Regions from separate parts of the Mus musculus genome. Here region 1 is linked to region 2. The links are chromatin loops, found by intact Hi-C in ENCODE. Cell type or tissue: left cerebral cortex. All regions are shown on one strand. Each heading gives the region's core, and the rest is flanking DNA. Links, peaks and the distances in the headings are about the cores only.

Region 1 (2,917 bases), core at 166-2,665, 62 kb after region 2:
GGTGCTGGGATTGAGTGTGTCCATAGCTTTGTTTGATTAATGACAGGGAATTCCCAAGTGATGATACGACACTTGATTTAAAATCTGATTATTATAAAATTAGATTGTGGTGACGGCCATACAATCCCGTGAATAAACCAGAACAGATGCTGTGTGAAATGTGAGCTGATGGTGTGGAGCTCTTCTGAAAACCTGAAGAACAAAAACCATGGGAAAATCTGGGGAAAAGTCTATCCAAGAAGGCAGCAGAGCAGACTCTGAGGCCAGACTTGGCTTTACCCAGCTTGAAGGAAAGAAGGAAATTGAGTCCAGAGGAAATTAGTGAGAAAGAAGACCGAGGGCAGCTGAGATCTAGTGTGTGAGATTTTGTGTTCCATGCTGGAGGTTTTAATTTACCCACATTGGAACCGATGGCCTCGGAGAAGCTTTAACTGGAGAAGTGGTATCTGTCTTGTGCTTTGAATAGATCACTATGCTCCCTGCAGTGCAACCGAATTCACAGGATGGCAAGCTCCCAGGCAGCACAGATAACATCCCACCACAGCTGGAACGAAGGCCTTTACCTCAGGTCCTTTCCACACTCTTCTTCACCTCCTCGATTGCAACAGCACCTCAGCAGAGGAGGAGAGGTAGAGACCCCATGAGCCAGCACTATCTACAGGGAAATGGTCCTGCAGCATCCTGAAAGCCACCTCACCTCTGAAGTACAGGAACCATAAGGAAGAACAGAGGTGTTACCCTCCCTAGCTTGAAGTTCATCTGTCTTACTTCATCGGAGTCACAGTTCACTGTTAAGATCCATCTTTAACCCATCTCAATCACAATTCACTGTTCAAAGCATTATTTTCCTTCCTTCCTTCCTCCCTCCTTCCCTCCCTCCCTTCTTTTCTCCCTTCCTTTTATGTATGTGCTTGCTTGAATGTATGTGCCTGGTACTCAAAGAGGCCAGAAGAAGGCATTAGATCACCTGAAACTAGAGTTAGACCTGGTTTATCACATGTTGGTGCTGGCAGCCTAGAAAGTGCTCGGTCATGTCTACAAGTCCCAGATCTTCTCCTCCTCCTCCTTTTAAAATATAACTTCCATTTTATTTTTCCAAGGCATTTTTCCTTCCACCCTTACAAAGCCACCTCTTTACATGGGCTTTGGTGCAGGTCATGGTGCAACACCAGCAGGTTAAATCATGGTGGGCATGTACGGTCCTTCTGGGTTTCACGAAATCGATTCCTGACGACCTTGCTGTGAACGATGGCAGAGCTCACACAGTTATGCAGTAATGCAGCATAGCACAGAGCTTGGGAAACACATAAGCATCGATGATGTTTGCATCAGATATGTCCCTGACAGCTGTAGTTTCGACTGTGTTCCAAATGACGAACTTCTTAATGGTCTTATCCTTGGGCAGACACCAGGTGCAGTTCATGCATCGAACGAGGTTCACTTGACCTGGGTCCTTTTTGGCACAGCCATTGTTTCTTTTCCTCCTCCTCCCCCTCCTCCCCCTCCTCCTCCTCCTCCCCCTCCTCCCCCTCCTCCTCCTCCCCCTCCTCCTCCTCCTCCTCCTCCCCCTCCCCCTCCTCCTCCTCCTCCCCCTCCTCCTCCTCCTCCCCCTCCTCCTCCTCCTCCTTCTCTTCTTCTTCTTCTTCTTCTTCTTCTTCTTCTTCTTCTTCTTCTTCTTCTTCTTCTTCTTCCTTCTTCTCCTCCTCCTCCTTCTCTTCTTCTTCTTCTTCTTCTTCTTCTTCTTCTTCTTCTTCTTCTTCTTCTTCTTCTTCTTCCTCTTCTTTTTTTTTTTTCATCTTGAAGCCAAGACCCGAGAGCTCCAGAACCATTCTTAATCAGTTACTATCCTCCTTTCCTTTTAAGAACTAAGTCACAGTACGGCATCTAGAACCTACATGTAGAGAAATACATGGCAGATGTTCAATCCAGCAGGCAGTGCAGGGCTTAACCTCATGGTTAGAACTATGGCTGCTGGAATCGGGCAGATTGGAATGGGGCTTAATTATACACCTTACCACTTAATGACTAAGTTCTCCTTTCTGTTCACTGGAACTAATGGCAGAATGCACATGCTCCATTGAGCATTCAAATGAGCCACTTAGGATTACACATAATACCCGTCACCATCTGTACTTTTATTAAGGGAAGAATAAAAAGAATGAAATCTACTTATGTCTATAAGACATGAACCTGCTGACTACATCAAATATTTGAAACTATCATAATCTATGTAGGCTAGAATGATACTTAGCCTGCTGAGCACATCACATAATTGAAATTATCCTAATCTATTAGCTAGGACAATATTTTCTTCTGTAAGGAAATATTTAAAATAAATGTGAATAATTACAAAATCTTTGAAAGTTTTGTTTTGTTTTTTGTTTTTTTTAGAACTGAGAATGTGTCAGCCACTGGTTAACCACTGCTAATAATGGACGACATGGTGGAGTGTTGAGCTGGAGGGTTTTAATAACCCCAAAGTGGAAGTCAAAGTCATACATCCAACATTAGACAAATAAATATGCACCACAGCGTTCTACTGTTTCCAAAGGAACGCTAGTTTAAATAGTAAAATGTTTATGCTTACTGAGGACTCCAATCATGTTCGAAAGTCTTACCCCGTAGATGAAAAGGTAGGATAGAAACAACTACATTTAACTGTCACTTTGAGGATGCAAGGATATTTAGCTGAAAAGTGACAAAATACACCAAATATTCAAATGTTAGTACTAAGTAGTTGAGAGTGATGGAAGTCAGAGAGATTGCATTTATTCTCCCCCACCTCTTTCTTTTCCTGTGTGCACAGATTCTTTTATAGTAGCTTGAGGAAAATCATTCCCTTAGTGTATTACAAGAAAAAAAAAACAAAACAGAGAGAGAGGTGGGGACAATGATGCAAAGGACACAGCCTGCTAGA
Region 2 (2,917 bases), core at 180-2,679:
TTTTTTTTTCTTTCTTTCCTGTCACTTCCAATATAAATTTTTGTTGTTCTTATTTGTTTTGTTTTGTTTTGTTTTGTTTTGTTTTGTTTTTTGAGACATGGTGTCACTAGGTAGCCCTGGTTAACCCGCTCTTTCATAGACCAGGCTGGCTTCAAACTTAGAAGCATCTGCCTTACTCTGCTTCCCAGATGCTGGGATTAGAAGTATGTTCCATCATGCCCATCCCTAAACATAAATTATTACCTACTTGTATGTGTCTGTGGATAATTTCTGAAGTTCTACAGTACCAAATTCAAACTAATGGCTGATCATAAAACTGAGGAAGACTGTGGCCTGTGACTCATAAAAGGAAAAGTCTCCAGATGGCAGGGCTCTCTATTCAAAGTTGTTCAGGGGAAGAGGCTAAGGTTCCATTATTGAAAAGGTGCAAGCCTTGAGCCTTGCCATGCATCCAAGTATCAGGCCAAGGATGGACCACTAGCACTGATGTCGTCCAAAAGCTCATCAGAAATGGGAGCTCCTACCCCCACCCATACCAAATAAACTCTCTGCAGGAAAGATCAGAAATCTGTGCTTTACCAGGGTGCCCCTCAGGGTCCTCTTAGACCTGCAATTGAAGAAGCTCTGGTGGCGGTAATGCTCCAAAACTAAGAATATAGATACCCACACTCGCAGGAGAAAGCTCCCTACAGTTTGTGGCCAGCTAGCCTCACCTACTTGGCAAGTGCCAGACTAGTGAGAAATCATGTCTCAAACAAACAAACAAACAAAACCAAGCACAGTGCACAGGAATGACAATCTGAAGTCTTCCCTTTGGGCCTTGCATGTTCACACACACCCAAATACGTATGTGCACTCCACTCACATACAAACATACACATGTGCACACAGACAAGAACTAAAATAAATAACAAAGTCATATCCACTCTGTATCCCTGTAAAACTGCATTAGTTTTTCCAGTTTTAGGATTTGTAGTCTTTGAACCGAATTTTGAGGCCATTTTCACTAACAATGAAGACAGTCTATTATGGAGAAGAATTTATAGGGTATGGCATAAAGATAATGTTGCTTAAGAAAATAAGGAGCTATAAATAGTTTAGTGTAAGCATGGATCCTGTGCAAATGACTCTGTTCTGTGTAACTCCATCAGGTCACGTCAGGCAGGCAAGCTAGGATCAGCCTGGATTGGCACAGTAGGGGGAAGACAGCTGGAATTTTGCCTTAACCATAAATGAAAATGCAAACAACAGCAAGAACAGCAAACATCAATTAAATATTCTAAAGCTCTAATGATCTCTAAATTTGCCTGGCTTTTTCTCTTTCCCCATTCTACCGTGTCTGCTAGAATTCAGGACATCGTCTACATATTCAAATGGTCTATGTGTTCCCATCTTCCAAGCAGCCCAAAAGCTGGCAGCGAAGCAGGTGATGAGGAATGGCTGGGGCTGGCCAGCTCTGTCATCCCACCTCATCTCCCTGGAAGAGGAGCCTCTGAAGTTTCTCAAAGTGTGGTGCAGTGTGTAAACAGATTGTGTGGGAGACAGGGAGGCGAGCCCTGTCCCTGATCCCTTCTGACCTCCTTCTACTTTGAAGTGATCACTGGGCCAACACAGCTGTCACTGAGTGTGTGGTCTGGGATACCCCCTCACCCCAGCTCAGACTGTGCCCTGCTCCCACCTTCCCAAGAGCCAAGCAGTCAACAAATCATCTTTCCAAATCATCTTCACTTGCACATTTCTGACTCATTCCAGGCCTCCTCTGTGACTCTGGGGGATGACTAAGAAAAGCTTGTGTGCTGTTCCAGAGAGAAATAAGCAATACTCTCGGATTCCTCATCAGCCAGTTTATAAAAACAATGAAAGACAAGGTACTGGAATGCCCCAAGTGAAGCCGATTCTAGAAATAACCTCCTCATGGACCACCTGGGGCCTCTATGTGCTCAAACTTGGGGGGACTTACACAAATGGGGGCTCTGGCTTCAGTTGACTCTGTAGGGCCCAACGCATCCCTCTTCATGTCTCCACATGGATGGTGCCTCCATGGTGAAACACTCCTTCTCAACTCAGAAAGTACATACAGCAAGAGGAACAGAGCATGCTCAAACATTCATGCTCTTTGGTAACACCAGTCTCCCTGCCAGCAGCTTATATTGGCCTGCTCATGACTTTAAGGAACCAGGCTGGGCTCCATATTAGAATACCAATGGCTCACATCCATCTTCTTCAGCTCATAGGATGAGCTGTGTGGCCTGCTCCTGGTGCCAAGGGTAGCACAGAGCCTAAGCAGGGCTTGTCCAGGGCTTCCACACCTTGATAACTGTGCTCACGGGTTCTTCCAGAGAGACTCTTTCCCTTTCTCCTCACTTCTTCCCGTGCCTATCCTGACAGGGATAGCACAAGTATCCCCTTCTCCACACACCTTTCTCTCAGCTGACAGACCATCCATCGCCCACAAATGCAGCATCTCTGACTCTCTGACCATGGCCTATAATAAGAAATACTGCCTACCTCAAGTCAAAGTGCAGATGAACATACAGTTGGCTGCATATGTCTGGTGAGAAGTAGCTACCTGCTCAGTTAGCTTAATAACAGCTTGAAAGCTTACAGTTGATATTTTTATTATGGAGTAGCTGGACTACCTAATGTGAAATTATTTCTAAGGGTAATGGTAAGTTTAAAACAAACAAAAAAGAGCAAACTACATAATAACAAGTGTAGTTTGTGACCACAGTGCTTATTTAAAGGAGGCTACACATAGATGCCTCTGTGTAGACACTCAAAATATTGCACATCTGGAACACAAACAGAAGAAAGAAATGGAGGAAATAATCTGTCCTCTATTTGTGTAATGCTAGACTTAGCATCTAAAACAGCATGGAGTAGGTGTCCATAAAAGCTTAGTAAGTTGAGCTAAGCA

Evidence for each region. A loop is a pair of places that touch in the nucleus more often than their neighbours do. Peaks named below come from ENCODE experiments on the same cell type or tissue, not always from the same donor. Only the 100,000 strongest peaks of a DNase experiment are listed, where the experiment ranks them.
Region 1: it touches region 2 in a loop (2.0-fold over the local background); 2 of 42 quality-filtered maps call a loop at or near these places.

The regions. Positions count from the first base shown.
Region 1 is chr8:92,921,088-92,924,004 of GRCm38, reverse strand. It overlaps the pseudogene Gm2947. Among named protein-coding and RNA genes, the nearest start is that of Capns2, 21 kb to the right of the region's middle. In left cerebral cortex, for the core only: no CTCF peak of the experiment used is centred there; no DNase peak of the experiment used is centred there.
Region 2 is chr8:92,983,305-92,986,221 of GRCm38, reverse strand. All of the region lies in intron 4 of Slc6a2 (solute carrier family 6 (neurotransmitter transporter, noradrenalin), member 2), which reads right to left. Among named protein-coding and RNA genes, the nearest start is that of Slc6a2, 24 kb to the right of the region's middle. In left cerebral cortex, for the core only: no CTCF peak of the experiment used is centred there; DNase peaks (open chromatin) are centred at 1,469 and 1,704.